Regions from separate parts of the Homo sapiens genome. Here all the other regions are linked to region 3. The links are chromatin loops, found by intact Hi-C in ENCODE. Cell type or tissue: chondrocyte. All regions are shown on one strand. Each heading gives the region's core, and the rest is flanking DNA. Links, peaks and the distances in the headings are about the cores only.

Evidence for each region. Peaks named below come from ENCODE experiments on the same cell type or tissue, not always from the same donor. Only the 100,000 strongest peaks of a DNase experiment are listed, where the experiment ranks them.
Region 1: a loop joins it to region 3, with 2.6 times the contacts of the local background. A loop is called at or near these places in 7 of 110 quality-filtered maps.
Region 2: it touches region 3 in a loop (5-fold over the local background); 5 of 110 quality-filtered maps call a loop at or near these places.

What each region holds. Positions count from the first base shown.
Region 1 is chr6:150,885,691-150,896,631 of GRCh38, forward strand. MTHFD1L (methylenetetrahydrofolate dehydrogenase (NADP+ dependent) 1 like) reads left to right here. Exons shown (of 28, transcript NM_015440.5): 6 at 1-44; 7 at 2,155-2,291. Among named protein-coding and RNA genes, the nearest start is that of MTHFD1L, 25 kb to the left of the region's middle. In chondrocyte, for the core only: CTCF peaks have their summits at 6,395 (motif pointing right), 6,599 and 9,281; no DNase peak of the experiment used is centred there.
Region 2 is chr6:151,037,811-151,048,751 of GRCh38, forward strand. The region is part of intron 26 of MTHFD1L (methylenetetrahydrofolate dehydrogenase (NADP+ dependent) 1 like); the gene reads left to right. Among named protein-coding and RNA genes, the nearest start is that of MIR12131, 59 kb to the right of the region's middle. In chondrocyte, for the core only: a CTCF peak has its summit at 3,261; no DNase peak of the experiment used is centred there.
Region 3 is chr6:151,235,564-151,246,504 of GRCh38, forward strand. It overlaps AKAP12 (A-kinase anchoring protein 12), which reads left to right and starts at 4,404. Exons shown (of 5, transcript NM_005100.4): 1 at 4,404-4,496; 2 at 4,821-5,161. The coding sequence starts at 5,000. RefSeq lists enhancers at 4,207-4,716, 4,794-5,371. In chondrocyte, for the core only: CTCF peaks have their summits at 4,637, 4,842, 5,515 and 5,796; DNase peaks (open chromatin) are centred at 4,680, 4,868 and 5,605.

The sequences.
Region 1 (10,941 bases), core at 1,745-9,744, 350 kb before region 3:
TTCACCTGTTGCCAAAGCTGTAATTGAACTTCTTGAAAAATCAGGTAGGATGCTCCTTGAGAAATGCCGCTGATTTCTATTTATTGGTATTTACATTATTTTTAATAAGGATTTGTTTGGGGAAGAATTAAAAATTTTTTTAAATTATTATTCTGATATCCTTTTAGGATGTTTCTAGAAGATTCTAATTGAACATAGAAGTGATATTTCACGTTGACTTTTTTTATTTTTCTCATCTTTTGGGAGATACAGATGAATACCTAGAAACTTTTTCTAGTAAGACCATCTTATAAATTAAAAGAGAAATTAGTAGAGATAAACGATTAGCCCTGTTTTAAACATGCTCAATTTCTCTCATGAAACAGTCAAAATAACCACAGTAAAATATGCTTCCAGTTTCAGCTTACTAAATCTATCAATATGTAGCCTTAGATAAGACTTACGTTGAAGACTTAAATGAGGCCAGGCACAGCGGCTCATGCCTATAATCTCAGTGCTAGGCGAGGCCAAGGCCAGAGGATCACTTCAGGCCAGGAGTTCGAGACCAGCCTGGGCAAACATACTGAGACCTTGTCTCTACAAAAAAAATTTAAAAATTAGCTGGGTATGGTGGTGTGCACGTGTAGTCCCAGCTATGCTGGAGGCTCAGGCGGGAAGATCGCTTGAGCCCAGGAGTTTGAGGTTACAGTGAGCTGTGATTGCACCACTGCACTCTAGCCTGGGCAATATAGCAAGACCCTGCCTCAAAAAAAAAAAAAAAAAAAAAAAGAGAAGAAGAAGAAGCCGGTAGATGTAGTTTAGGGCACAGGAGCCTAGGTTGGGATTTATTGGTGAGCAGCTTGCTTTTCAGTAGTCAGGACTTAATTTCCATTGTTGTCCCCTTGACTTGGCGTTTTTATGTCAGTGAAATAGAAATGAATATTTTCTCTTTCTTCATTATTAAGTTTAATGAGTAAATTACTACCAAGTATTTATATATTTAAGGGCTTTCTGAGAACATAAAGATTCAACTAATTGGGCCGGCACAGTAGCTCACACCTGTAATCCCAGCACTTTGTGGAGCCAAGATGGGAGGATTGCTTGAGCCCAGGAGTTTGAGACCAGCTTGGGGAACATAGGGAGACTCCATCTCTACCAAAAAAAATTTTTTTTTTAATTAGCCAGGTGTGGTGACTTGTGCCTGTAGTCCCGGCTACTTGGGAGGCTGAGGTAGGAGAATGGCTGGAGCCTGGGAGGTCAAGGCTTCAGTGAGCTGTGATCACACCGCAGCATTCCATCCTGGGCAACAAGCAAGATCCTATCTGAAAAAAAAAAAAAAAGAAAAGAAAAAATTCAACGAACTAAATCTTTTTCTCTACTCCAGTTTGAATAGAAATGAAGCAAATGCCCCTCCCTACCCCTGAACATCCAACAATCAAAGAAAAATTTCAAAAATATATGGCAAAGTTTTATTAAAAGGTTAACATTCAGGATATATATGCTTTTTGGACAGTAATATTAAGCTCAAATCTATGAAATAATCCATATATACAGTGCTTTTTCATTACGTGGATTATCAAGATGAAGATTCTGAGCCACTTCATTAGAAAGTACTCAAAGAAAAGAGTAAATTAGGCTGGTGAGTTATAGTTACATATTGTGGAAAGAAATTCAGCAACAGGAATTGGAACCAAAAGGGTTTGAATAGAGAATTTTTGTTGATTACAACACCCCACTCCTAGTTCCTAGTCATTGTAGGTTGGTGCTGAGAAAGTTCAAGTTTTAAAAGGGTTTTTTGTTGTTGTTGAGACATTCTTGCTCTGTTGCCCAGGCTGGAGTGCAGTGGCGTGATCTTGGCTCACTGCAACCTCTGCCTCCCAGGTTCAAGTGATTTTCCTGCCTCAGCCTTCTAAGTAGCTGGGATTATAGGCATGTGCCATGACGCCTGGCTAATTTTCTATATTTTTAGTGGAGGCGGGGTTTTACCATGTTGGCCAGGCTGATCTTGAACTCGTGACCTGAAGTGATCCGCCTGCCTCAGCCTCCCAAAGTGCTGGAATTATAGGCATGAGCCACCACACCCAGCCTAAAAGGGTCTTTTTTTCTTAAGATAAAGTTCTTAAAGGAAGGATCTGAAGTTTTGAGTATAATATTGAATTTTCATTTGGTTAGTAGGTGTCAACCTAGATGGAAAGAAGATTTTGGTAGTGGGGGCCCATGGGTCTTTGGAAGCTGCTCTACAATGCCTGTTCCAGAGAAAAGGGTCCATGACAATGAGCATCCAGTGGAAAACACGCCAGCTTCAAAGCAAGGTAAATTTCATGTTAGAAACATACATCTTGAAGGCTTCTGTTAGAACAGAAGAAAGTCTAGAAATGTATAAGCTAAGTGCTTAATTCAAGAAATTAGAGGAAGAAAATTGAATAGACCCATATCCATTAAAGACATTGAATGAGTCTACTCACCAGACAAACAAACAAGAAAAGGCAACAGGTGGTTTTACAAATGAGCTCTATCAAACAAAGAACAGATCATTCTAATACAATCCTTTTCTCCAGCAAATGGAAAAAGAAGGAACGTGGCCTAACAGACTTTATGAGTGCCAAAACCAAAGAAGGGTAACATGCTAAAGGAAAATTAACAGGCCAGTTTCAGCTATGAATATAAATGAAATAATCGTGAGCGAAATCTGAGAACACCAAATACAGCAGGAAGTAGGGTTTATTTTAGGATTTCCAGGTGATTGAACATGAGAAAGTCTGTCACTGTAATTCACCACATTGTGATTAAAAACTAAATTCTCACCATAGTAAGTACAGAACAGTCATTTGGTAAATCTAATATGCATTATGACCTTTTGAAAGTAATTATAATTTTGATGAAAATTATTAAGAAGACCCATATAAAAGCAGAGGTATCATCTTCATGGAGAAGATGCAATATCTTAAAGATACTAATTGTCTGCAAATTTTGTAGAATTTGACAGTCTGATTCTGAAATCCAAATGGAAGCATAAAGGACAAAGAGAGTCAAGACAATTTTGTGGAAAAACTAGGTGGGAGACATTCCCAGCCACACAGTGTGAATTATTATGCACTTACAGTAATTAGGATAATATGGTAGACAAACAGACGATCGGAACAGAAGAAAGTGGAAATTTATGCATATATGGAAGCTTGAGAGCAGGTACCACAGATCAGTGGGGAAAAGATTAACTATTAAAGGCCGGGCGTGGTGGCTCATGCCTGTAATCCCAGCACTCTGGGAGGCTGAGGCGGGCAAATCACTTGAGCTCAGGAGTTTCAGACCAGCCTGGCCAATATGGTGAAACACCGTCTCTACTAAAAATACAAAAAAATTAGCCGGGCGTGTCGGCGCAAGCCTGTAATCCCAGCTACTCGGGAAGCTGAGGCAGGAGAATCGCTTGAACCCGGGAGGCAGGGGTTGCAGTGAGCCGCGATCGTGCCACTGCACTCCAGCCTGCGCGACAGAGTGAGACTCCGTCTCAAAAAAAAAAGCTAAAACATTAACTATTAAAAATGGTGCTGACTTAACTAGTTATGTATATGAGTCTAGCATAGGATTACTAACCTGCCACTACATATAAAAATCACTTCTATATTAAAATACCTAAATGTGGAAAGCAAAACTGTAAAACTTATAGAAAAAAATATAGGCGTATGCATTTAAGAGGTTGGCGTTGGAAGGATAGCTTAAGAGACCCCAAAAGCACAGATTGCTAAAGAAAAGGTATATAAATCTGACTGCATCCAAATTTTTAAAAACCCCAAAGTTTTTCTTTCTGAAAAGAAGTTCTTAAAAAAGTGAAAAGACAGCTATAGTGTAGAAGATATTTACAACAAACATTTAGCCAATAATTAGTGTCTTATAAAAGATTCCTACAAATCAGTGAGACAAAGACAATCTGTTAGAAAAATGGACACATGACAGACCACTAACAGGTGAGGAACCCGAGGTTTAAAAGACACGTGAAAAGCTGTCTGGTTTCCTGCTGTTTTTGCTCACCAGTCATATTGGCAGTAGGTAAAAAGTGCCAGTTAGCCATATTGACAAATGTCTGGAGCTATGGGAATTCATATATTGCTGGCGGGAGTTTAAATTTGAAATAGGCATTTCGGAAAGCAGTTTAATGGAGTTTGAGCTACTCTTTGACCCAGGAATTTCACTCTAAATATATATGATATGGCCAGGCATGATAGCTCACCCCTGTAATTCCAGCACTTTGGGAGGCTGAGGCAGGCAGACCACCTGAGGTTGGGGTTTCAAGACCAGCCCGACCAACATGGAGAAACCCCATCTCTACTAAAAATATAAAATTAGCTGGATGTGGTGGCACATGCCTGTAATCCCAGCTATTCAGGAGGCTGAGGCAGGAGAATTGCTTGAACCCGGGAGGCAGAGGTTGCGGTGAGCCGAGATCACACCATTGTACTCCAGCCTGGGCAACAAGAACGAAACTCCGTCTCAAAAAAATAATAATAAAAAGTGTATATATATGTGTGTGTGTATATATATATATAATAGACAAAACTTGCCCATATATATACAAAGGTGTGTTTACAAATGGTCAGAGCAGCATGTTTATAGTGCAAAAAGTTTTGTTTGTTTGTTTAAGACAGAGGGGCAGTGGTGGTTCTGTGGGTCTTGGCCCCTTTCTGCTGTCAGGGCTGAGTTGGCTCCATGAGTTGGTGAAAGCGGTATCTAGCCAGGTTCAAGGGAGACAGGGGCAGGATTTCGCCTTCACTGATGGGCAGGCCAGCGGTCCCCTGTGGAACGGTGACTATTGAATATTGAGAGGACAGTATCCCTCCCTGAGCATCTTCTGGAGCTTGATGACCACTAGGGAATGTATCTGAGTCACGCGCACCAAATATGTTACCGGTGGCAGCTATTCGAGTTATCCCGAGTTCGTGCTGGTGTATCCGTACAGTTCTGCAGCAACTTCAGCTCTTGCCTCCTCGGAAGAAAGAATTGGACTGAGGGCCATAAGGCAGAAGGAGAGACTGAGGCAAGTTTCAGAGCAGGACGGAAAGTCTAGCAAAAAGCTCTAGAACAGTAAGGAAAGGAAAGAAGGAAAGTATAACTTGGAAGAGAGCCAAGCAGGCGACTTGAAAAACCAAGTGCACTGCAACAAGTATTTAAACAGTGATCTAAATGCCCATCAGGGTGAAAGGATAAATCAGTATAGTTGCATGTAGAGTATGCATAGTCATAGTTCATAAAACAATGATATACAAGCAGTGAAAATTAATAAACTAGAGCTGTAGATAGCAACATGTTTTCTTGTTTTGTTTTTTGTTTGTTTGTTTTTTTGAGACGAAGTCTCCCTCTATCCCCCAGGCTGCAGTGCAGTGGCGCGAACTCGGCTCACTGCAACCTCTGTCTCCTGGGTTCAAGTGATTCTTCTGCCTCAGCCTCCTGAGTAGCTGGGACTACAGGTGTGCGCCACCATGCCCAGCTAATTTTTGTATTTTTAGTAGAGACAGGGTTTCACCATGTTGGCCAGGCTGGTCTGGAACTCCTGACCTCAGGTGATCCGCCCACCTCGACCTCCCAAAATGCTGAGATTACAGGCATGAGCTACCGCGCCCGGGCTGGAAGAATTTTTTAAAACACTGTTCAGTGAACAAAAACCCAAGTTGCAGAAGGATGTATTTCATACAACACCATTTATATGTGTCTGAAAGCAACACAACATATATATATATATGTAATCTAATACATACATACATATAATATGTATTACATATAATCCTTATATATATATAGAATCTTAATATATATATTTAGGTCAGGACATTTAGATCACTGTTTAATATATATATTAGGATTATATATAATATATATTATATTATTATGTATTAATTATATAATCCTTATATATATATTAGGATTCCATGCAAATGAAGTAAAAATATAAAGAAATAATGCAAACTACGAACCAAATCCGAAAAGCATTTATTGAGGCAAGGATGTGGATATAGATGGAAAGGAAACCTAGACACCTTCATGCCTTTTTTCTTAAACTGGGCAATAGGTGTTGTCTAGGTATGTTAGGTTATTGTTTTCCATTTCTATGTCTGAAATGATTGTTTTTCATTTTAAAAAATGATGGTACAGCTCACAGATCTAAAGCAAAGTGAAGTTTTAAATGAATGCATTAAGTACAATCAGTAACTACAGAATGTGATCTAAAAATACATGTTCCTCATGTTGCAGGGTGAGAATGGAAATGAGGAGTAAATTGTAATCGTGCCAGGGAAGCCAGGTGTCTCAGCAGATTTGGAATCTTTGCATGGCAGGTGGATCCAATTTATGTAATGCTTGGGTTAAGACAGCTCAGGAAGGCAGCCTTGCAATGAAACGTGAACCTGTGTGCGTTTTTAGCAGTCACCACATGGTGGCAGCCTATCCAAGAAAATTCAAGGGCAATAGTTTGCACTTGAGAGCCCAGAAATTTTGATTTGGAAGCTCAGTGGAAGAGGAAAATAAACCGTGCCCTGCACTGAACAGCTGTGGTGAAGAGAGAAAATACCTTCCTTGGCAATTGAATGTTTTCGCAGCTGTCACAGATACTTTTGCTAGTTGTATCTATATTTTTGAAAAACAAAGACATTTTTCAAAGTACTTTTTTATTACGGGAATAAATCACCTTGTCTCTGTACTTTGGGATGAATCTCATCTGAACTTTGAGAACGATTAAGTGGCTTCACTTTCTGGAGAATCTGGTCATTGGGTAACATTCTTGTTTTCATATGGACCAGAAGGTTCTCTTTCATAGTTGATGTTGCACACACGTTTTTTTCCCTAAGTCCTTGGTATTTATAGTGGCACCATTGCGAATGTTAGAGGCTATCAACTTTCATTCTTATTATTGCTTCATCTTTGTAGCCAAAAATATGGGAAGAAATGTTCATAGCCCCGCCCCATACTTGTCCCCCTCTACCTGGCCTACCTACCTACGTCAGGCTCCTGTCCCACCACAAATGACAGCCTGTGTCTTTCATGTTAGCAGCTAGTCTTTCACTAGCCACATACTTCCCCGTAACCCATATGCCTCCCTGTGTCTGCCTGACGTTTGAATTGTCACTATTCTGTTGTTGTATTTTTACAAGAAGAATGTATGGGGCAGAAAACCCTTGCCATTCATTTCCTGAGTAGGAATTCTAGCCTTCCTTGGAGTCGTGGTAATATGGAGACATGGTAATATGTGGATTGTACCACTCAATGGCTGTCTGGAGGCCACAGTGGTGCAAAAAGCCACCTAGGCATGGGTTAGTGTCCTGGGGCACCCAATCAGGACAGGACACCTGGCACACCCTTGGAAAAGCTTCACTGTGAAAAACACTGGAAGTAAAAATTTTAACAACAGATAGGGATTTTTTTCCCCTTGAGACAGAGGCTCACTCTGTTACCCAGGCTGGAGTGCAGTGGCGCGATCTCGGCTCACTAAAGCCTCTGCCTCATGGGTTCAAGAGATTCTCATGCCTCAGCCACCTGAGTAGCTGGGATTACAGGCGAGCACCACCATGCCTGGCTAATTTTTATATTTTTAGTAGAGATGGAGTTTCGCCATGTTGGCCAGGCTGGTCTCGAACTCCTGACCTCAAGTGATCCACCCACATGGCCCTCTCAAAGTGCTGGAATTAGAGGCCTGAGTCACTGTGCCTGGCCCACATGGGGATTTTTGTTGCCCAGCTTAATCAACCAAGAATAAAAGTGCATTTTAAGATTATAATCTATTTAACTTCTCCTTATTGGCAATGGTAAAAGAGTTAAGGAAAAAAGAGAATAAGCTTAGGATTATGGCTACTAAGTAGAAGGACGTTATCTTTGACGGGCATTTCTGTTGTGCTTATTTGTACCTGACATGGAACAAGACCCCCCCATCCCCTCAACACATACCTGCTGTGGGACATCTGGCTAGAGATTTCCAAAGCTGAGGGTGAAAGGTTTGGGCATCGGTGTGACTGTGTAACACTAGAGTTCTATCTACCATCTCTTAAACTACAGGTAGTCTTACCGGTGTGGGCTGACCTTCCGGTTATCAGGCAGCCTGCTGCAACCACTAGAAACTGCCTTTGAAGGTTTCCAGTCCGGCACAACATTTGTGTTCTCATTAAACAGTAGAGCATAGGCTTTGGGGACACACAGCTCTGGGCTCAAGCCTTAGCTGTTGCTGCTCTGAGCCTGTTCCCTCGCGTAGAAAGGCAATCATAATACTCCCTACTTTATGGGGCAGTTGTGGGAATGGAATTAAATGCTAATGTGGGCCGGGTGCAGTGGTTCACGCCTGTAATCCCAGCACTTTGGGAGGCTGAGGAGGGCAGATTGCTTGAGCCCAGGAGTTTGAGACCAGCCTGGCAACATGGCGAAACTCCATCTCTAAAAAAGTACAAAAATTAGCCAGGCGTGGTGGCTGTAGTCCCAGGTACTTTGGAGGCTGAGGTGGGATGATCACCTGAATCTGGGGAGGTCGAGGTTGCAGTGAGCTGAGATTGCACCACCGCACTGCAACCTGGAGTGCAGGCTGGAGGAAGAGAAATATATGGGTCAATTAGGCAAATCACTCAGATCGTAAGTAGATATACTAGTAAAATAGCGTGACTTAGGGTCCTTCACTGGAAGCCTGGTATTAATGCTTCCATTGTGTGGGTGGGGGAAGGAGAGAGTGTCTCCAGCTCTCTGTCTGTGAGGTCTCCCAGCCGAATATTGGCCAAGGGAGTGAAACCAGAAGCAAGACTACCATGAGACAACGTTCCAGAGAAAGGAGGGACTAACCAGAGCAGGTGCCCAGCTTTGGCCAGTCAGGCTCATCTTCCAGTCCTCAGTAGATTATTATCAACTTTAAGTGATGTCACAGACTCCCTTCCTCCAAAGCTGTGGACCTCTTCCTTCCCATGCCTCTTGTTACTTGGAAGTCACTCTACTTCCAAACATGTCGGCTGGAGATCCCTGATGGGCCAGTTACTACTTTCAGGCTCTGTAGGTTTAAAGAATGGTTATATCCAGTTAGTTACAAATAGAAATCGATCCTTTCTCTGTCCGTCTGTCTAAACGGAAGGATATTCTGTGGACGCTGATTAGGTATAAAATCTCCACGGAGCCTGAGCATGAAGAATTGACCTTCTTAGGGTTCCACAGAAACCAGAATAGACTTCTGTGTTTGGTAGCTTTGTAACTTACGCCCGTTGAGGTGTACGGTTGAAAATTGAGAATAAATTTCCTGTTCTGTTTCTGAGCATCTTTTCCAGGCTTGGAGATGCGTTGAGCATTTCCACGGAGACCCTAGAGGTGGGGAGGGGAAGAACGCCTGGGCATTTGTCCAAATTAGCCATATGCTGTGGAGTGTCACATGTCAGGAAGCCAAGGCACTGGAGCTAGTGTTTTTGGGCAGGGCTAGGGAACCCCCCGCCTTTCCTCCACCCAAACGCAGGCCCCCACACCCAGCGTCCTGGGCCCTGCAGGGGAATGACACTGTTGGTTTCACTCTCAGGAATGAGCCTAGATTTGGAGGTAACCTCTTCCTGACCCCGATGATTTCACTCTGATGCCAAAACCAGTCTGAAGTGGGTGTGGTTTTGCATTTGGTGTTTACAAGGTGGAGTGGTGCCCTCTGCACGGAAGGGAGAGGTGGGCAGGTACGGCAGGGCCCTGCTCCCTCGGGAGTCTCCTCTGAACCTGTGGTTAGGGCACAGCTGGACAATGCTGAAATGGTCTCCAGCTGGGAGATGAGGTAAACCTCAGCTGCATGCCGAAGAAATAACCTAGAAATCAGAGAACCGTTTTATTTTGTTTTTCTCAGAGGATCTCATTTCTCCCTCTCCTCCTGAGCACAGAGACCCTCAAAACTGGTATTCACAGAAGGAAAAAATATAGGTCTTTCACCTTTGAAGGATCAAAGTGTCTAGGGTTTTTTGTGGTTTTTTTTTTTTTTTTTTGAACAAAGCTGAACTATTACAAAGTCCTTTTCAGTTTAAATTTAGTGCATGGCATGGCTCATGAAAGACTTTTAAAAGTGAATTGGAAAATTCTAAATGTACTTGTATTATACATGTGAAAGGATGACTTCTTAAAAAAAGAATAATGTCTGTCCCAAACGGGAGAAGGAAGGAACTCTAGCTTTTAAACTGCACTACATTAGTGAGTTACATGACAATTCTCCTTTTAACAGGATGGAATGCACTTAAAGCAGTAATGTGCTATGGTGACAGTAATGACAGACAATGTTAATTGACAGAATGGCTACTCTGAACCAGGCACTGTCTTGTACTCCTGTTATCTCAGTGGTCTTCACACTTATTCTGTTAGGCAGGACTGTCATCCTCCCCACATTACAGATGAGGAAACTGACTGAGGCTTAGAGAGGAGACTTTGCAAAGATCATGTGATTAAAAAATGGTAGAGGTGGCAAAACAGCCTGTGTTTTTAACACTGTCCCATGTCAGCTCTTATTCCAGATCATCACATAAAGTCTAATCTCTAATCTTGAAAACCGAAAAGCACCTGCCACCTCAGATAAGAGAGACCAAGACCCTAGACATTCGACTTGTGTTGAATTCACTCTTATTTTGTTTTGATGTTTGTAATCCCAGAGCCATACTTGTTAATGAGCTGAAGTAGAGTGAATGCTGTCCCCTCCCTGAGGCCTGGGGCTCATCATCAGCTCTCCAGGCTCCCCTTTCAGAGGGGATGGTGAGCACCTTCGGAGAGGGCAGGGATGGACACACAAGACAGCCTCAGTTATGTGAGTTCATCCCCTCCCCTGCCTGCTGTGGGTGAGATGGAGAAAAAAGCACTGGACCCTCCTGGGCATCACAGCCTTGTACTTAGCGAGTGGCTGAGGTCATCAGTAGCCCAGGTCATCAGTAGTGTGGAATTAAGTGCACTGAATAGTGTTGGCCCCTGAGCTTTGTTTGACAGATTTAGGGGGTCAGCTCA
Region 2 (10,941 bases), core at 252-8,251, 200 kb before region 3:
TTGACTTCTTGTCTTTGGGAGTGCTCCTAAATTTGGTTTAGAACAAAAAAGAATTCTTACAACCTAGCAGATCCCATGGCAAGCAAAGAAAAAAATATTCTAACCCATCATTATCGTCATCATTAGTGCAAAGTGATCTGAGCTTAAACAGCATACATTATCATAATTTTTTATAATAAACCATGTTGCTTTATTGTGCAAACAAGCAATAGATAGATAAAAAGTGCAGATTCTTGCCTTGATATTTACATACTTCATCTAATATTGGACACAATGTTTTTTCAATCAGCATTTTTTGAATTCTTCCTGCATGTGAGGCACAGAGATTTTAGGATGAGCAGGTGTGAGACGCATGGGTTTGAATAGCACAGAGGTATCTGGAGAGCACTGTGTTGGTATTCTGAATGCCCTCAGAGCCCAGGGGGATAACAGCTCATTATGCCTGGGGTAGAACTTACCCAGGATGTGGAAGAAGAGGGGATTCTTCAAAAAGAGCTCAGCCTCTGAACTGGCAAAACAGTGAGTTTTGACTCAAAGGCACCAAAGTACTAATACATGACATCCTCTCCTGGGGTGATCCGATGTGGCTGGAGTTGGATGAGGGGGGGTGGCTGGGGATGGGAATGGGAATGGGATTGGGATAGCAGGACAGGGTCACATGGCCAAGGATCTTGAAGACCATCTCATGGAACTTGAATCTGATCTCTACACACTGGGGAGCCACGGTAGGGTGGGTTTTTTGTTTGTTTGTTTCTTGGTTTTTTGTTTTTTTGGTTTTAAATAAGGAGGAGAAGAATGTGGTCTGATGTGTATTTTAGAAAAATAGCTCTGGCAGCAATATGGAGAATGTTTAGTGAAAAGAGAACCAGGCCCAGAGAGGTGGGTTAATTCAGCTCGGGCCAGAGGCAATCAAGGTCCGCACTTTGGCCACAGAAGTAGATACAGAGAGTGGGGGTGAATTGCAGACATACTCTAAAAGTATCCTCCTACCGTGGGGGCCGGGGGAAGGGACCGTTCTAGCTTGGTGACTCTGGCTAGTGATGCCATCGGTCATGGAAAGGACACGGGAGAAGGCAGATTGGCAGAGCCAGAAATGAGCCTGGCTTGAACAGAGAGAGCTCAGAGGGTTAATAGGATCTAAGGAATAGTCTGTGTCTCCACTGGAAATACAGACACAGTGCTTCAAAGAAAGAGGCAGGAAGGTCACCCTGGTGGGTTTAAGGATATGGGTGAAGGCAGTCGTTAAACAAGAGACACAGGGATAGCTGGAAATCAGTGAGAAGACAGTGAAGGAAGACACCCCTGAAACACCCACGTTAATGCAGCCGACTCCTAGCAGGGGTGCCTTCCAGGAGGCGGGAAGGAAGGAGCAGCGGCATGGCAGAGAACGTCCAGAAAAATCCCACAGACACCGCTCGTAGCAGTGTTGGCACAGGGAGAAGGGCCTGGATGAAATGGGTTCTGAATGACATTTTCAGGTCTACAGTTCAGATCAGTGGTTGCCAGGAGTTGGGGGAGGGGAAGCGTTTGACTGCAGAGGGGCAGGAGGGAACTTTTTGGGATAATGCAAATACCCTATGTTTTGACGTGGTAGTGATTCCATGGCTATATACATTCTTCCAGACTCATAGACCTATTCACGTGTGTTGCCCAGGCTGGACTCAAACTCCTGGGCTCAAGCAATCCTCCCACCTCAGCTTCCCAAGTAGCTGTGACTACAGGCTCATGCCACTGTGCCAGGCCTGTGTATAATTTAATTATACCTCAGTTAACAAAAATGGGTGCTGAAGAGCTTGCTTTATATTCGTTAGAATGGCCTCAGTCAGCCGGGTGCGGTGGCTCACGCCTGTAATCCCAGCACTTTGGGAGGCCGAGGCGGGCGGATCACAAGGTCAGGAGTTCGAGACCTGCCTGGCCAAAATGGTGAAACCCCATCACTACTAAAAATACAAAAATTTGCCGGGCGGGGTGGTGGGCACCTATAATCCCAGCTGCTCAGGAGGCTGAGGCAGGAGAATCGCTTGAACCCGGGAGGCAGAAGTTGCAGTAAGCCAAGATTGCGCCATTGCACTTCAGCCTGGGTGACAGAGCAAGACTTCATCTCTAAATACATACATACATACATACATACATACATGCATACATGCATACATGCATACATAGAATGGCCTCAGTGATGGCCACTTTACTCCTGAGCTTTAGCTGGTGAAAGCCTTGGCTTAGGGATAAGAGGGCGGCTGGACAGTGCAGGCCCAGAGAGACTGGACCATCAGGGGAGGTGAGGGGTGACGGAGGTGCCCAAACAGAGCATGAAATGGTAGAGTAGCTGAGAAGGTTAGCCTCAGTCACGATCTGTCCTGTCCTACCCTCTGAGGACTCTAAACCCCGCAGTAGTTCACCCAACAAATTCATTCACTCGGCCAATGCTGCATAAGGCACTCAGCTCGGGGCTACAGGGAGCCCCAACTTTAAGAAGCTTTCTCTGCTTCAGGTAGTTTACAGGTGGTAGACGCAGATAGAAGTGAATTAGTAAAGAGAATAGTTTGGTGTAAAAATTGTGCATTTAACTGAAACCTTAATTCACTACTGAGCATTTAATAGCCATTAAATAAAAACCAGGGCCCGCACAGTGGCTCACACTTACAATCCGAGCACTTTTGGAAGCCAAGGTAGAAGGATTGCTTCAGGCCAGGAGTTTGAGACGCCTGGGCAACATAGCCAGACTTTGTCTCTACTTAAACAAAAATTAGCCAGGAGTCATGGCACGCACCTGGAGTCCCAGCTACTCAGGAGGCTGAAATGGGAGGATTACTTGAGCCCAGGAGTTTGAGGCTACAGTGAGCTATGATCATATCATTGCACTCCAGCCTGGGAGATAGAGTGAGATCTCTGTCTCTAAAAAAATGAAATAAAATAATAAAAAACACAATATAATTTAAAATCTTTGGAGTCACTAAACAAATATACAATGTGAATCTCCTCTCACTCCAGCTAACGCCACCATATCCAACACTAGGTAAAGACCAAAGCCGTTCTGGAAAATCAGAATCTGTTGCCATGGCTCATGCCTGGACACCAGGCTGTCCGCTCCTGACGTCACTCTTTCACTTACGACTTGTTAGAAAATGAATGTGTGGAATGGCCCTGGATAGCTGCTGCAGCTCCCTGGTTTCCTGAAGTGAGCCCTCTGTGTCATTATCTGGTCTTCTCAGCCCTCAGCCGAGTTCCTCCTGTGGCCACACACGGGGTCGCAGTGAGCGTCAGTGCACAGTGATGAAATCTCCTGGAACAGTCGGGTGTGGGGCATGAGGAAGGGAGTGGTGCCTGACTACAGAAGTTCCTGGAGGTCAGGAAACTCTCACTGGAGGCGGTGGCCCTAGAGGGCTGCTTTCTATGACAGAGCAGGAAGCTGCATGTGTAGTGGGACACACGCACCAGAGGGGCCAGGATCTCCTAATAAGGACTGGTATTTATTTTTACTTGACCCCATTCTGGGCCTTGCCACAGTCTGCTGAAATGCCTTGAACATTCATCACCCGTGTGGGAGACAGGATAGTAATTTCCTGCTGAGATGACTGAGGGGACGGGGAATGGGGACACCAGGGGGACTGGCTCCTGCAGGTGGGAAAATTCTAGCAAAATGAATCACTCTTCTGCTTAGTCACCCAATGTGCACTTATTAGGGTGCTGCTGAAATACATATTCATCTATCCACTCCAGAAAGATAGTCCAAACTGAGACCTCAGGATCAGAAAGCCTCCCATTCTCCTGCAGGGTTCATTCATTTACTCAGTGAATTATTAAATGCCTACAGCACGCAGGGCCATCAGCCCCACAGCTATGAGAAAGATTCAGTCCTTCCCTCACAGGCCTTATGATAGACTCCAGTAAATAAAACCATACAGGCACAGAATGCGGCGGGCTTTATAACAAAGGCAGAAAGCCCCTCTTGTTGTGTCCTCAAGGGAGGCAGAGAAGCTCCCCTCTGGCTCTAGTTGGAGAATCCCAACCCAAGCAAGTCCATCCTTAAACAATAAACATCTCCAGCATTGCTGGCTTTGGAAGACCCCATGGTGAGATGCTGGAGCTTTTTTCCGCTCCAGATTTCGCTTCTAAATATTTACTTTTACTTTCCATGTTCACTTATAGGCCAGGGTTTTTTTTTCCTACCATTGAATTATTTCGTCATGTTCTATTTAATTATTGCTTTAATTGGCATTGGTGACCACAAATAATAATAAATACTATTAACTGGTGTAACAGCTTCACTAGTCTATTTCACTGCCCCATGCTGTTGTAACTGAAGCCCCCAGCACAAGCATTCCCAGCTCGTGGTCATCTAAGACCTTTGAGGTCATTCTTACATGCATTGCTAGTGTTTTCCATATTCCTTGATGGTAGCCAATTTTTCCTTCTTAAAATAACTTTCTTCATTCCTAGTAAGCTTCATATGTATTTTATGTATTCTTCCCTCTTTTTTATGACATGATACATATTATTGAAAGCTAGGAAATAATGCAAGATTCTTGAACGACATAATACCACTTAGTACATCTTTTTGTAAGAGATAGTTTTTCTAATACAAATCTTTGATATGGGAAGAAACAAGCAAGTTGTTTTTTAAGGTTTTCCAACCCTATATTCTACTACAAATTACCCTGTTATGGTATGCTTCCAAAATTCTTTCAAGGATTATGGTTTATAGAGTTCAATAAACCTAATAGTTTATAAAACTTCTCAAAAAATAATCTCATGCCAAAAATAATTTAGTAGTAGGTGGTCTTTGTCTTGTGGTCACATGGTTTTGATATTGTCTTTAAGTTTCTATAATTTACAAGGGCTGTTTAATCAGTTGGCATAAATTTCATGACAAAAATACTAATATGTAAGCAAAGTATATGAAACAATATTATTGAGAAGTAAATTACATTCCATGTAGAAAAAGACTAGAAAGACAACACCAAAACCTTAAATTAGACAGTGTTATTATGAGTAGCTTTTTTTCTTCTCTTTTTCCATATAGATCAAATTACTACATTGGGCGTATATCACTTTTATAACATGAAAATACAGTAAATAGGGCGATGATAAACTGCAAGTGCTTGGGGAGAATGCTTAACTCAGGCCAGTTGCAAGAGAGTGAGAACACACACGCAGCCTGTGGGAGCGGGCTCCATGCCATCACCTGGCCGGTCCTGGCTGTGTTGCTGTGTTTTCGCACCTCAAAAGTTGGGACAGCAAAGAAAGGCCATAAGAGCTAGAACGTTTCCATAAGAAGTGTATTCAGTATGATTTGTCTAGCTCTGACTAATGTGTGCAAACCCCACATTCCACTAAGCAAATGCAAGATTGTTTTTCCCTGTTCATTTGTTCCTGGGCCCTTCTTGCTTACTGTGTTGGGAGTTGGAGAGGGGATAATTGACTTCTTTCTTCTCACAGTGTTTTCTCTTTTTTTTTTTTTTTTTTTTTTTTGAGACAGAGTATTGCTCTGTCGCCCAGGCTGGAGTGCAGTAGCATGATCTCGGCTCACTGCAACCTCCGCCTTCCAGGTTCAAGTGATACTCCTGCCTCAGCCTCCCAAGTAGCTGGGACTACAGGTATATGCCACCACATCTGGCTCATTTTTTGTATTTTTCAAAGAGACTGGGGTCTCACCATGTTGGCCAGGCTGGTCTCAAACTCCTGACCTCAAGTAAGCCACTGCGCCCGGCCATCTCTCACAGTGTTTTTTAAAACAACAATGCATTTTCATAACAGTTGGCCTGGAGAGGTGTCCGACCAAGTTGGAATTCATAGTAGAATCCATTGGAAGTTAATTTTTGATGTATTTGACTGTTTTCCATTGACTTCGCATTGAGGCAGTGAGAGAGACTTGAAGAACTTAGAATACGCACCCTTTTGTCACTGGCAAACATGGGACATAGAGGCGTGTCTTGACAGCAATTTGTGGCAACACTCTGGGCTGGAATCTAGGGGTTAGACAGCCTGGCCGGTTTTGTAAATTAGATAGCCAGGCCACCCTCAGAGTCAGTTTGAGGGTTGAGTGGGAAGCCTGAATAAAAAGAGAAGTTAAACTTTTAAGAAAAGGGTCAAGCTTTAAAACTGGAATTGGGTTTTCAAATTTAATGAGGAAAAAGAAACCCCAAAACTGGAATTGTAATTGTGGAGAAATACAACTGATAATATTTGGAATATCATCTACAAGGAATGAAACTATCCAGAAGCATTTAGATGGTAGTCAGTGCCATGTAGGGCACCTCTGGGGGCAGGGTGGCTCCTGGCACTGTGGAGAAAGACGACTGGTGCTTCCTTCTCCCAATCGGAGGAAAGGGATACACTGTGGAGGTCCCAGCAGCTTAGGGCCTGCCCCCCATGTGGTTATCTCTGTGCCGTTTCCTTCCCTCTGTCTTCCTGTAACTCCTTCACTTTGGCCCCTCTGCCCTTTCTGGGCAGAGGGTGACAGGAGGCACCGCATGGGTACATTCTTTTTTTTTTTTTTTCTTTTTTTTGAGACAGAGTCTCACTCTGTCACCTGGGCTGGAGTGCAGTGGCGCAATCTCGACTCACTGCAACCTCCATCTCCGGGTTTCAAGCGATTCTCCTGCCTCAGCCTCCCGAGTAGCTGGGATTACAGGTGGCCGCCACTACGCCCCGCTAGTTTTTTGTATTTTTAATAGAGATGGCATTTCACTATGTTGTTCAGGCTGGTCTCAAACTCCTGACCTCGTGATTCACCTGCCTCAGCCTCCCAAAGTGCTGGGATTACAGGAGTGAGCCACTGCGCCCGGCCAACTACATGCTTTTTTCCTCCTGTCGGGATTGGCCTGGGCTGTACCTATCTCATGGTGGAAACCTGCCCAGGGACCAGGCCCTAGAAGACCAGCAGTTTATTTAACTGGGTTGGCCTTTGTCCCCACTCCCTGTGACCCGGCCCTGCCACATCTTTACCCAGGTGCACCACTGACATCATCGCTTGGCTGGACTCTGGAAAGCAGGAAACTGCTGGAGCGTGTTTGGGGCATCAGTGATGTCACCCGCTACAAATGCTGGGTGGGGTTACTGGACTGAGGGCCATGAAAAAAGAAAGCTGCGGCCCCGGCCCGTGGACTCACTGCCATTCTGCTCTTTCTCACGTTTCAGTTCAGCTCGGTTTGTTTTCCGTCCCCCTCCCTCTACTGTAAAAGTATGTACTCAGTGTTTCGTTTCCTGCTGGATCTGATTCAGGTCAGTGATGAAGTTATTTGTGAACTCAGTGGGGAGGTGTTTCCTCCCCTTTGTACCGGCCCTACTTAGGGATGCACGGTTGGTTATACGCTTGCTTCACTCGGTTAGGCATGGAGGAGAATTCATTCAGCCCTCATAGGTTTAAATCAAATGCATGACCCTTCACATTTTCCAGAGATTTACGGCCAGTTACAATGAGACAATTAAACATTCACCCCCCCGCCAAGCTGCACTTGGAGATGTGTAAGCAGTAATGTAGTCATGCGCTCCCCATGATGTGAGAGCGTGCAGAACGCCACTCCCCCCAGCAGGTCCGCCAGGACCTCCGCAGGGAGCATCTTGCCTGCAAAATCACACATCCCTTTTTCCCCCTCTCTCCACTTTCCCTACTACTTTTCCACTCCCACACCCACAAATAAACAAAGAAACCTTGAGCTTATTTTACAAAAGTCTTTGAAATGGCCCTCGTCTCTCCAATGCTCCTGGGTCCTGGTTTGGCCCCATCTGTGCAATCTCTCTGATGAGTGTGAAATAAGCCAGGTTTGGCTCATGCTCTGCCGGTGAGCTTGCCCTCCCCATGAGCCTGTCCTCTCCATCTGGCCTCACTTTGTTTGTGTCCCTGTGTCCTTTGTCTCCCATCCTGGGATCCTGGTGGTTTCCTCCTCCCCTCCCAGCATGAGTCCTTTTCCCCAGGGTTCTTCCCTATCTCTACATCAGAATTTCCTGCTTTCTCCCAAATATGCATTTCCCTGGCCCAGGCATCCACTGCTTCCTCTCATCGTGAGGTCCCTGCCGCAGGCTGCTGATGGTATTGTGGCCGTGCCTTCCTCCACAACCCAGGGAAAGCTACGTGTGTGTCTGTCCCATAGGGAAGGAGTCATCCCTGTCTCCTCAGTGTGGTGTGTTCAGGAGGAAGGAAAGTAACCAGCGTCGTTCTCAATTTCCAGAAACTGTTTATCATATTGACAAGAAGAAGAAAGCTTTGTGACTCATGAGAATGATGTTTTCCTCTCTGGTACATAAGGTTATCTAGGTCCAATCCATTTGTGTAGAGGATCTTCTCTCCCCTAGTGTGATATGCACTTATTTTTAGCACAAGTATAAAACTACTTTAAATGAAATCAGCCTCAGCCAGGGAAATATGCTGAGTAATAATGTTGCCAGGTACTATACCACTGAGTTGAGTTTGTAATTCACTGCTATTAATCCCTGTGTATTAGTTCTGATTTTTTACTCTTTGCATACATAGAAAAATGGTGTTTCTCTTCAGAGTCAAGGAGGGAAAAAAAGAAAAGATAAAAGATGCTTATAACACTTTTGTGTCCACCCCTAAAATCAGCATATTGATCTATTATTTTTTCTAGGTATTGATGAGATGTTGACTCATATACTTTCATACAACTGGTAATATATATATATATATAATATGTGTGTGTGTATATATATATATATATATATATATATATATATATATATATATAGACTCATTTTTCTTCCACTTTCATCTACAGCCTACTTGTTTTCTTCCCCCCATTTTTCGTATGGATTCATAGCATAAATTGACAACAAAGATACATCTCAATTTAGAGCTTCCAAAAGGCACCCATAAAAGTATCTGGTGCTCATGGAATTGCTCTTTCTTCTATGTCTCTTAGTTACACTTTTCTCTTATTACACTTTTCTATCCCAGCCATGGCTAAGAGGCGTATAATCAGAAGCAGCTAAGCAATATATGCAAGGGAAATAAAATGAATGCAAACCAAGATACCGGTTTTGTAAATTAGATAGCCAGGCCACCCTCAGAGTCAGTTTGAGGGTATAGTGGGAAGCCTGAATAAAAAGAGAAGTTAAACTTTTAAGAAAAGGGTCAAGCTTTAAAACTGGAATTGGGTTTTCAAATCTAATGAGTAAAAAGAAACCCCAAAACTGGAATTGTAATTGTGGAGAAATATAACGGATAATATCTGGAACTCGCGGCAGTTTACAGGCTTAACTATGTATGTGTTCCTTAAATTATCCACCCGCAGATATCAGATTACAATAAGTCCTCACTTAATGTCATTGATAGGTTCTTGGAAACTACCACTTTAAGCAAAAAGACATGATGCATATGAAACCAGTTTTCCCATAGTCTAATTGATAGGAAAAAGAGTTAAGTTATGCAGCCACACAGTACCTCGTTTGGCTTAAAGTCACTGTTTCCAAGAACCTATCCACAATGTTAAGTAAGGACTTACCGTATATGAAAATATTTGCAGTAAATTGCTTTTGAGAGAATTGGTTATCACACTCTTCTCTGGGTATCATTGAAAATTCAGAATGTTTAATTACATCAGGCTATACTCACTGGTATAAAATCAGGGAGCAAGTATAAAGTAGGTGTAGGGAAATAATTTATGTTGGATTAAATGATCCAATGAAGGGATTTTATTAAGCCCCTAGAAGTCCCAGAATGAAAATGTATAACTGCATGACTAACCCCTAAGAATTTGCTGGGGTTTCTGCATTAAGTACGCTTCCCAGGCCATTTGTAATGAAGGTACCGTGATCTGTTAAGGAAGAGACCTACAGCTGGGAACAAAAAGAGCCAATTCCATCCTAGACATCAGTCTCCTGTTTGACTCATTCCAACCCCAAGAATATGTTGTAGAGTGTAGGACCCATGAAAGTTACTTACTGTGCTTCCCTGTACCTTCCGTCATCCAGTTCCCAGACATATCTGTGTTTCTTCTCTGAATGCCTAGTTACTTGGGATCCCATGCTGTATTGGTCTGTTCTCACACTGCTGTAAAGAACTACCTGAGACTGGATAGTTTATAAAGAAAAGAGGTTTAATTGACTCAGTTTTACAGGCTATACGGGAAGCATGGCTGGGGAGGCCTCAGGAAACTTACAATCATGGTGGAAGGCAAAGGGGAAGCAAGCACATCTTCACATGGCGGCAGGAAAGAGAGAGAGTGAAGGGGCAGTGCCACACACTTTTAAACAACCAGATCTCATGAGAACTCACTATCACGAGAACAACAAGGGGGAAATTCACCCCCATGATCCAGTCACCTCCCACCAGGCCCCTCCTCCAACACTGAAGATCATAATTCATCATGAGATTTGGCTGGGGATACAGCGCCAAACCATAGCACATGCCTTTCCCAGGACTGGTGATGGAGGAACGGTGCCCTTGTCACACCTACCAGAATATACTCACCCACCTCCAGACACTCCATTTCTCTTTCAAGCACACCTCTTCACTTGTGCCGCCAGCTAAGGTTTACTGCAGTTACTTCCTTTGTGTGTCCTCTTACCTTACCAAGTCGCCTCACCCACCATCTACTGTTAATTAAATTACCACCTCCCCCACTTCCCACCTCCAGAGTAGAGACTGTGTCTTCAGTTCTCTTGGCCTTCCCACAATGGGAAGTCCAGTGTAGAACATACCCTAGGAGCCAACTAAATGTGCTAGTGGCCTGCCAACCCTGCAGAGGGCTAGGGAATCTTCAAGGAGTCTGCTGCCAGTGAAACTCACCAGTACTAGAATCCCAGGCTCCAAAGAAGTCTAGAAAAGTACATCTTTTAAGGAGGTAATAAGAGGCTCAAGTGCCCACAAATCCTATCTGCTCTTGGCCTAGTTCTTTTGGGATCAATGTGCTAGTCTCTCTTGTCGAACCAGTTACTGACCAGCAAGACTAAAAAACCAGGCCCAAACACATTCTATTCATG
Region 3 (10,941 bases), core at 969-8,968:
AAAAGTCCTCTGCATTTTGCCTGGCACTCAACTCAGTGAAAGTTTATTTAATTAATATGTGAAAAATATATATTTTAATGTTGGATACTTATAGGGTCCTTTGTAGAAGGGATTTGAAATTGTGAGGATTACAGCCACTTGATCTACCCTGGAATGTAGACACCTTCCACATACCTTCTGGTATCTTCTAACAGTGCATCCTGAGAAATTCTTTCTCCATATTGGACACATCATTTACTCTATCTTGGTTCCAGTCCCTCCTTTGTTACTTGAGAGTAATCCTGAATTTGAGTCAGGCACCAATCTTAAACCTTGGTAAATGAAACTGAGATCCAAATAGCTGGCTTTATACTTAACTCCAAAGCAATAAATTCCTTAAGAGTTACAAGGATAGCATTTGCCTATATATATATACGTGATGTATGTCTACAAGCGGCTGAGCTTTAAACTTCATCTGTAAATTGAACATTTTCTGTAGCTTCCATATGAATTTTAGATTATTAAGTACTCATGAATTGAATACAACTGTTAATTCTTCTAGTTTATAATTAGCAAATTATAATTAATGCTCTAAAATAATCCGTCTCAAATCCTCACATAGAAAGTAAAATTCAAATAATTTACTCACAGTTTCTTCCATAGACTTCTCAACAGGGTAATAACATTATTCTTGGTTATTTATTTTCCAGGCCATGTAAATGTTAATATTCTTATTTGTAAAAAGTAAAATCATATCTTAAGAGATGCATGCGCACATTCTAGTACTCTCTATTCTGCCTGAAACAGCTCTGTGATAAGGGAGTATTAAGAATAACAAATTCACACGAGCACAAGATAGAGTGGGAATTAGGTTCTTAGATGACTGGATATCTCTGTGGGAACAACTGGTTTAGAAAGAAGTAGGTGTTTTATCCAGGGAAAACAAAGAAGTTATAATCAAGAGAGAAGCAGTTTCAAAGGTGAAGGTGAAGAGTTGCCAGTCTCAGCGAAGGCTTTGTAACTAGAGAATGAATCTTTAGGGTAGAGTTAACGGTAGATTTTAAACTGTTTTAATAATTAAAATTATTATTGCACTTTGAAGGGGGTGTCTGAACTCAGTTGTAAAATGTTTGACATTTGTGAATTCCTTTAATGTTATATTTGAAACTGTTTTGGTGCATGCACAAGGTGCCCAACTATGACTCTACATTTTATTGTTAAACCTCATGTGACCCGTCTTTCTGGAGAAGTATGTGTGCGAAGTACAGGTTCAGCCTGCTACACAGGCAACATGTATTTGTTTTTGAGAAATCTCAAACTGTGTTTATGAGAGAATTAACCCTCTCAGGGAAACAGCTCTACCAACGACTGCCCCATGGGAGAGGATGTGTGGGGACACCTGCATCCTGCTATTTGGAGAAAAATTGAGCTGCTGGTGAGACATTGAACCAACAGCCTTGGACTGAGAAGTGAAAAATAGAGAACACCTGCCTCCCCTCTACTCTGATGCCAATCCAAGCAATTCCGAAGGCATCTTGGAAGCCCTAGAAAAGAAAACCTCAGTGACTCGATTTAGAACCTTGGAAACTAGAGTGGTAACTTTGTGCTTGGCACATAATAGGTACTTGATAGAAATTTATTGAAAGAAAGAAAGAGAAGAAGGAAAGAAAGAAAAAGAAAGAAAGAACAGAGAAGAAGGAAAGAAAGAAAAAGAAAGAAAGAAAGAAAAGTAAAAAAAGTAACAAACTTTGTAGCATTCTGAAGCACTAAGTGGCATACCCAAAAGGTTGGGCTATTTCATCGCTAGAGGTCATTAATAACACAACCACTTTTCTTTTCTTCTCTTTTTTTTTTTTGAGACAGGGTCTCACTATGTCATCCAGGCTGCAGTCTGGAACTCCTGGGCTCAAGTGATCCTCCCGCCTCAGCCTCCCAAGTAGCTAGGACTACAGGCATGCACCACCACTCCTGGCTAAATTTTTTTTTATTTTTTGTAGAGATGGGAGTTTCACTGTGTTGCCCAGGCTGGTCTTGAACCCCTGGTGTCAAGCAATCCTTCCACTTCAACCTCCCAAAGTGCTGGGATTACAGGCGTGAGCCACCGCGCCCAGCGCAATGATTTTACTTTTTACAAATAAGAGTATGAACATTTACATGGCCTGGAAAATAAACAAAAAGCAAGTAACTGCTAATCTAAGCAGATGCTGATATCTTCCTCAGCACGTAGGTTGTACACTGTTGGCTTGACCCTGCAATCCTTTCTGAAAATTTAAAGGGTAGTAGATGTGAAAAGCTTTGCTAAGAATTTCCCAGGAACAAAGTAAATATAATCTCACAGAATGTGAAAATGTTGATAGTATTTGTGCTACTTACTGATACATTTTCAAATGTGCTGACGTTAATCATTCTCAAATAGTTTTTTTTTTCTTCTTCTTTTTTTTTTTTTGGGACGGAGTCTTAATCTGTCATCCAGGCTGGCGTGCAATGGCATGATCTCAGCTCACTGCAACCTCCACCTCCCAGGTTCAAGCAGTTCTCGTGTCTTGGCCTCCTGAGTAGCTGGGATTACAGACACGCGCCACCATGCCTGGCTAATTTTTGTACTTTTAGTAGAGACGGGGTTTCACCATGTTGCCCAGGCTGGTCTTGAACTACTGTCCTCAGGTGATCCACCCACCTCGGCCTCCCAAAGTGCTGGGATTACAGGTGTAAGCCACCACACCTGGCCTCAAGTAGGTTTTAACAGTGCTTTTTGCTCTTAAAATCCTAAGTGAGGTCCAAATGCCACGTTTCAGTAACACCTCTGAGAGGAGAGAACACAGTTGATTGAAAGGGAAGGGGAGTGCCATGCGGTGGTGAAGCGTGGACCCTGAAAGCAGATGCCAGTTGGACTTCCTGCTCTTCCAACTCCTGGCTGTGAAACCTGAAGCACACAATTTAATTTCTCCGGGCCTACTCCTCCCCCTCCTGCCAATGGTAAAATGAGAATAATACTATCTATCCCATGGGGTTATTGTAAAGATTATTATGTAAAGTGCATTGAACAGTGCCTGGTACAGAGTAAGAATTCTAATGTTTCCTAAATAGTCAAAATTTAAGTCAAAATGGGGGAAATGTGTATAAATTCCTAAAACTAAGCATTTTGCAAATATACTGTTTCTTAAGAGATAAACTCCAGAGAAATTGGCCTTCGTGTAGTCCTTTAAATAAAAATAATTAATTCAGAAAACAGGCCCAGTGTGGTGGTTCACACCTATAATCCCAGCACTTTGAGAGGCCAAGGCAGGAGGATCGCTTGAGCTCAGGAGTTCAACACTAGCCTGGGCAACACAGCGAGACCTTGTCTCAAAAAAAGAAAAAGAAAAAAAATTAATTCAGAAAACAAATTTGATGGTGAGTAACTAACCTATGGTTCCCAGGGTACCATTCGATTCATGCAATTCATTAGGCATGAAACATCCTAGTGCTGAACTACTGCTTACACCCTTTCTACAAAATTGTACTAAATCTGAGTATGAGATATTTATCTGGAATTTGGTGTGAATATTCCGAAAGTTTCTTCCTTCTTTCTTTCTTTTTTTTTTTTGACAGAATCTTGCTCTGTCGACTAGGATGGAGTGCAGAGGCACAGTCATAGCTCACTGCAGCCTCGAATTCCTGGGCTGAAGTCATCCTTCTACCCCAGCGTCCCCAGCCTCCTGAGTAGCTAGGACTACAGGTGCACCACTGCGCCTGGCTAATTTTTTTATTTTTTGTAGAGACAAGGTCTCGCTATGTTAACCAGGCTGGTTTCTTCATTCTTAATGGAGATTCAAAGTATTTGTGAAAACTGGGGCACTCGGTTGCTAGTTACAACTGGAATAAATTTTGTCTTTCAGCCCCAAAGCCTTAATGCTTTGCGCCAAGCAATCCAGCTACAAATTTAATTTAGTTCAAATACTTATTGATTGGCTGCCATGCTCATGTAATACATATTATATTCAAGGGTCGGAAATGAAAGGATGCAAGCCACTTGTGCTGGTATTATTTAAAGTCTTCATCTTTTGAGAAAGGCTGACGGCAAAGGAACAGATCTATGCTGTCATGTGTCGGCATCGCGCGGAGCAGAGGTGGCCTGGATGGGTAACTTCCAGCACAGGCCCTCAAAGAAGGACGGGCACATTTCCGGTAACAGCCTCATTTCCCCCCGTTCCCCGGGGGAAGGGGGGCGGCTAGCACTGCTGATGGCATCGCCTGACATCACTTGTTCCGGAGGATAGGAGAGCGTGGGCCTGCGTGGCCCACCTCATCCGTGGCCTGACTGCGTTAACCTCTCGGTTCCCTGCTCTTGCCACGTGAGGTGCCCAAATATGGTCGGACTCAGGAGGAGCCAGGGAGCGCTTGCCTTTCTCCTGCTAATGGGGAGGAGGCTGGAACAAATGTTTGGAGTTAAACACAATCTGCAGGAAAGCAAATGGGGACTCGGACTCGCTCCTGGGCGAGCTGAAAGTCGGCTGCAGCAGAAGCTCCTGCCTTGGGTGATCCATCATTTAATAAACCCCAGAGAATCCAGTGTCCCCGGCAGGCTTTTTGCTCCCCTGCTCTCTTGCCTTCTGAGGCCCTGGGTCGTCCCCGCAGCTCTAGTCGCCCTGTTAGAAACGGGAGGCGCCCGAGGGCCGGGTGGGCGGCTGCCTGGACCTGGGCTGGCGCGTCGCAGCGCCTCTGGTCCCGGCAGCCTGGGGGCAGATGCTGCTGCAGGGCGTGTCTGGGGCTGTGCTCATGTGATGAAGCGAGGGAAAAACCGGGGGGAGGGGGGCGGAGGCTAAGAGGTGGCCTTTTTTTTTTTTTCCTTTTCTTTTAAGGAGTTTGCCGCGAGCGCGTCTCCTTCATTCGCAGGCTGGGCGCGTTCGCAGTCGGCTGGCGGCGAAGGAAGGCGCTCTCGGGACCTCGCGGGCGCGCGTCTTTTGGCTCTTGCCCCTGTCCCTGCGGCTTGGGGAAGGCGTAACCCGGCGGCTAGGCGCGGGAGAAGTGCGGAGGAGCCATGGGCGCCGGGAGCTCCACCGAGCAGCGCAGCCCGGAGCAGCCGCCCGAGGGGAGCTCCACGCCGGCTGAGCCCGAGCCCAGCGGCGGCGGCCCCTCGGCCGAGGCGGCGCCAGACACCACCGCGGACCCCGCCATCGCTGCCTCGGACCCCGCCACCAAGGTACGGGCGTGCCGGGCCACCTGCGCCGGGAGGCGCGGGTCTTTGGGGGTGGGGGTGGGGGTGGGGGGGTCCCTCCGATTTCCGCCGAGAGAACTTCCCAGCCCATCCAGCCGCATCTGCAAACTCAGGAGTGCGAACCCCTCTTTGGAGGCTTTTCAGGGTCTTTCGCGCCGGGGCGGGGCCAGAGCAGCGGCGAGCGCGGCGGGGGGCTTGCATCTTTGTCGCGGGTCTCCAGGGGAGGCGACTGCGCCATGCGCAATAATAAAACCCGCGCCCTGCCCACGGCGGCTGAGCCTTTCTGCGCACTCTTCCGGTGGGAGCCATGCAGCCCGAGGCGGAGGAGCTGCGCGGAGGGGGATCCGTGGAGAATGGACCCCGGGCCGGGCCTCCGGAGCTCCGAGATGCGGAAAGTCAGCTGTGAGGCCAGGACTCGTGGTGGAGCCCGCCGGGGAGCCCAGCCACCCTCGGGTTCCCCGTCGCGTACCGCCCTGGATGCCAGCGGTGCCTGGAGCGAGCGGGTTTGGTACCCAGTCCTCCTGCGGCAGCGGCCCGAGCAGGCACCGCCTTCCCGAGGCAGAGAAAGCCTGGGGTGTAGCTCGCTCAGAGCCAGGAAAAACCTGGGCAGGCGCTGCGTTTCCAGAAGGAATGACAGGTTTCGCAAACCAGCCAGCGCCCTCGCGTTCGCTCAGCGCTTTGCCTGCAGACTCAGTTGGCCAAACACACGCTAGAGTGGCTAGAAGTTCTCAAAGGATGGGGTCAGTGTAACGAGCATTCCGGGTACTCTTCCCTGGACGCAGTGCTGAAACGACTGCATTTTATCGGCTTCAGTCTTCAAGGCTGGAATATTTCTTGTGGGCCAGGACAGCCGCCAAGACTGTGGCTTGTTCTGGTCGTGGTATTTTAGATCTATTTTCCAGCGCATGTGTTCATTAGCAAGGCTTCACTCTACTGATTTTGTGATACCCTTGTATCACAAAGGTACCCTTGTGATACCTTGTAGAAAGATGTGGATAACCATGTTTAATAGTTAAATTTGCGGTATGTCAAATTTGAGGATAGAGTACGTGAGTTATCGCAGGAGGTGTAGATGTTTACAATATGCAAAAAAAAAAAAAAAAAGGAACCTACAACCATGACCTAATTGCCTTGACCTCCTTAGCTGCCCTAGTCTCTTTTGGGCTGAGAGACTGCTGTTAATAATATAGTTTTTACCGCCAGTCTTTGATTCATAACTACTTGTAAAATCCATGGTCCCTAGATATTAAGTACTAACTGTGTCTCTGTGCTATGTAGGTTTTTCTAAGAGATGCTTAAGCTTCTGGCCTGAGGAATGTACTGTCCTTTTGAGATTCAAGTCGCATTTTAATACTTACTGTATGCACATAATGTTTTGATGCCAGCTACTGTCAAAGTGGCTCTGTAACCAGTGGTCAGAGTCTAGCGATGAAAATAATTTTAAGGTATAATTGCTAAAAACTTGCAGTTGGGTGACATTCCCCCCACCGCCCCGGCTTTTATACTCCTTCAGATCTTACTAACTGTTCACCCTGAAATATGGGATTTAATCCCTTCCCAGTAAACTTGAATTTGTTTATTTAAAAATATTCCTTCCATTCTCTTTTTCCGTCTTCCATAACCTTATCCTTTTCCTCTTTCCAAGTTGCCAACCGTCTTGAAGCAACCAAACAACCTCCTTTTAAAAAATCACTTAAATGACATCCAGAATATCATTGAACTTGTTGGCATAATGCCCAGTTATCAATTTGGAGACAAATCAGTGCACTTACATGTATCCTTGGAATGTATTTAGTTTTCATTTGAACTAGCCAAATTTATCACTCAGGCTTTGAACACAAATGTCTTTTCAAAAGGACTCCCCAATTAAGAATGACTCAGCACCATGGCCCTTGCCTCCCCTCTTCTTGTTAAGCTCCAATTCCTGACCTCCAAGTAATCCCATCTCCCACTCTAGGCTCCGTGGCACCATGGACCCGTCCCAGCAGTTTTCACATGTGTGGGTTTAGTGTTCTTGCTGTTGTGAATACTTCGCAGGGGCAGGGAACACGCCTGGTTGTGCCGACCAACGGTGTTCCTTCATGCGTGCCATGTTGCCTGGCACAGAGGCAGCTCTCAGGAATACTTGTGGAAAGAGGAAGGGGTGATATTGGCTCCTTGGTTTTGATTGGAAAATATCAAGTTGGAGAATACCTTGACCTATCTGATTTTACTACAATTTAACCCTTGATCATTTCATTATCACGTGAGACTGATTATGATAGTGACTAAGGCAAGTCAGTCTGTTCGGTTATTAATAGATCAAGTGAATAGTTTGACCAAAAACTTCAGATTTGGGGGCTTTGGATTCTGTTTCTCTAGATATAGAGTGACTTGTTAGCATTGCAATTTCAAATTGCGTTTTATCTTAAATAGACAAATATATGAAGTGCATATGGCTCAAATGAGTCCATTTCATACCCTGAGTTACTTAGGATTACATCTTGAACTTCCTTGATGTGTCTGTGGACGGTTGGGGAGGTTTAGGCTAATACATCATTTTTCCCTCCTTGGATAGAATGTGGTCATTAATTAAAGGTTGTAGGCAGATCTTTTTCTATCTAATAGCTGACATTTATATCACATGCATGCTATCTATTTAGCAATTGGATTTACTTTCCTTTTTTTCTGCTAGTTTTAGTTACCAGTTATTCACTAAGTGCCCTTATCTGAACAGACATTACACTGGTTGAATTATCACTTGTATTAGGTCAAATGGAGAGTTAAACAAGCTTTTGATTACTCAGGCTTAACGTTTAGATGCACTAAAGCAGAAGTCTTGGTTTTATCTATGGTTCATTTCTGTAAAATGGAAGGAGTCTTTATCTTCTATTCAATCTTTTGTAATCTTTATTTTTTCCGTTAGATCCAGAGATAGACTGGAAATCTTTTACAGTCTTTATATGTAAGATCCAGGCGGGGGCAGGGGGAATGGCTTGGTCTGTTATCTGCCAGGGTTTAATTTTGAGACATGGCCGTTTCACAACTGCAGGGTGCGGGAAGATTAGATGACCTGAATGCTGGTGGTAAGTAAAGCCTCACACTTCACATTATTCCTTAATTGTCTGTTTTTAAAAATTTGTCTTAAAAAAATATTAAGGTGGCAACATATTCAGGTGGCAACAGAGGGTGGGGTGACCAGTGACAAACTGACTTCCATGTCTCTGGCTAATCTTGATTTCTGGAGCCAGGCTCCAGACTAAGTCTGGACAATCAATTAATTAGCCTTTCTATATGTATTGCCTGATGAATGATTTCAATGCTGGACATTGAACAATGGTCTGTTGCAACAGGGTGAGGCCATTGTCTCTGGCAGGTGGGGAGATGGGGGCTCTTGTTAGCTCCATTTGATTACAAGAGCCTTGAATCACCAAAACATAAAGATGTACTCGAATAGAAGAGTCCGTTGTCTGACTGGTAAATTTAAGGATGTGTTTGACCCTCGTGCATTAAAACAGACAATTGGCCGGGTGCGGTGGCTCACGCCTGTAATCCCAGCACTTTGGGAGGCTGAGGCAGGCAGATCACAAAGTCAGGAGATCCAGACCATCCTGGCTAACACGGTGAAACCCCATCTCTACTAAAAATACAAAAAATTAGCCAGGCGTGGTGGCGGGCGCCTGTAGTCCCAGCCACTCGGGAGGCTGGGACAGGAGAATGGCGTGAACTCGGGAAGCGGAGTTTGCAATGAGCCGAGTTGGCGCCACTGCACTCCAATCTGGGCAACAGAGCGAGACTCTGTCTCAAAGAAACAAACAAACAAACAAACAAAACCAGACAATTGAGGCGGCCAGCTGCATTTCATAATTCCTCCCATAAGCTTCCTCCTATTTGCCACTTGTTTAGCAATGGAAATGGAGAACGAAGATGGCCTCAAAGTGACTACATCACCAGTGTTACAAAAATGGGCCAGAATTTAAGGCAAGAATTATATGTTTCTTAATAGAGGGATGTTTCTCTGTGTGTGGCTACTTGTATTCCTGTGGATTTTTACCAGATTATAAGAGCTGCTAATTTCTGATCAGAACAGAGACCAAAAATTGGAGATATGGATGTGGGGATGATTCTTTTGGGTACCGATAGACTGCAGGAATCGCAGGGCTTCCTTTAAATCCATTACAGCTTATAGGCTAGTGGATGAATAAGATAAGTGGAGATTTTCTCTTGAAATATTTCCTTCTATGAAGAAAAGGCCTTGAAATGTGCATCCTCTTTGGGTTGACTAATTTCTATGCCTTTACAGCTTTAAGCTGACATTATAAGATTATTCTAGTTTGGATCTTGTAAGATAATTAACAAAATGGAAATAAAATGTTTTGTTTTTAAAAATGCTAATAAATTATTTATTTTCCTTTGTCTTAGTTAGTTTTAATACATATTCAGTGCTTAAAGAACACCAGTGCAGGAAAACTCAAACTAAATGGCATCATCCCCCATCTCTATAATTCTATATGCAGTAGCCATTCATGCGAAGTTAGAAATTAGAATTTATAGCACTAAGCATTCTAAGAAAAATTAAGCCAGTACGTTTATCTCTTGAAAAAAAAAAAAGCAACTAAATTTCCTTGAACCGAATTCTTTTTTTTGGCTCACTGCAACCTTTGCCTCCCAGGTTCAAGCGATTCTCCTGCCTCAGCTTTCCGAGTCGCTGGGATTACAGGCACCCACCACCACGCCCAGCTAAGTTTCTGTATTTTTAGTAGAGATGGGGTTTCACCATGTTGGCCAGGCTGGTCTCAAACTCCTGACCTCGTGATCCACCCGGCTAAGGCAGGAGAATGGCGTGAACCCGGGAGGTGGAGCTTGCAGGGAGCCGAGATGGCACCACTGCAGTCACCACTGCAGTCCAGCCTGGGCGACAGAGAGAGACTCCGTCTCAAAAAAAAAAAAAAAAAAAATCAAAAGCATGTGTTTACCCTTATTAATGATTTTTATTTAAAGTCATTGCATAGCAATATTCATTTAATGTTTATTTTTTAAAAAAATTAATGATTGAGAACTTAAATTTATAAGTAGGGTAAATTACTCACAAATTTAAGTAAAATTTGAAGCCAATATGATGGCTTCTTACATATTCTTTCGAAAACTTCATGCACATGAAAGTAGATAAAAATGGCACAGTCTTTTCCATTTAAGAAAAAGATCATATCACATATAGATTTAGGTTTTGGATGTCTTTTCATATCAGGACATAAATAACTGCCCCCATTCTTATTAATTTGGGTGCATAAATTTCCCTTTTGTGGGTTGAAGCCCTGTAACGATTTAACCAATTCCTTGGGTTTATATTTAGATTGTCCTCGTCCATAAGTGTAATTGCTGAATTGCAAGCTTTATATGCATTTAAAAATTTAACCCGGCAAGGTGCGGTGGCTCACGCCTGTAATCCCAGCACTTTGGGAGGCCGAGGCAGGTGAATCACAAGGTCAGGAGTTCGAGACCAGCCTGGCCAACATGGCGAAACCTCGTCTCTACTAAAAACACAAAAAATTAGCTGGGTGTGGTGGCAGGTGCCTGTAATCCCAGCTACTTGGGAAGCTGAGGCAGGAGAATCTCTTGAACCTGGGAGGGGGAGGTTGCAGTGAGCTGAGATCTCACCACTGCATTCCAGCCTGGGTGACAGTGCAAGACTCCGTCTCAAAAACAAAAACAAAAACAAAAACAAAAAATTTAACCCTTCCTAAATTGACTTTCCAAAGAGGTTCTACCACTTTGCAGTTCCACCG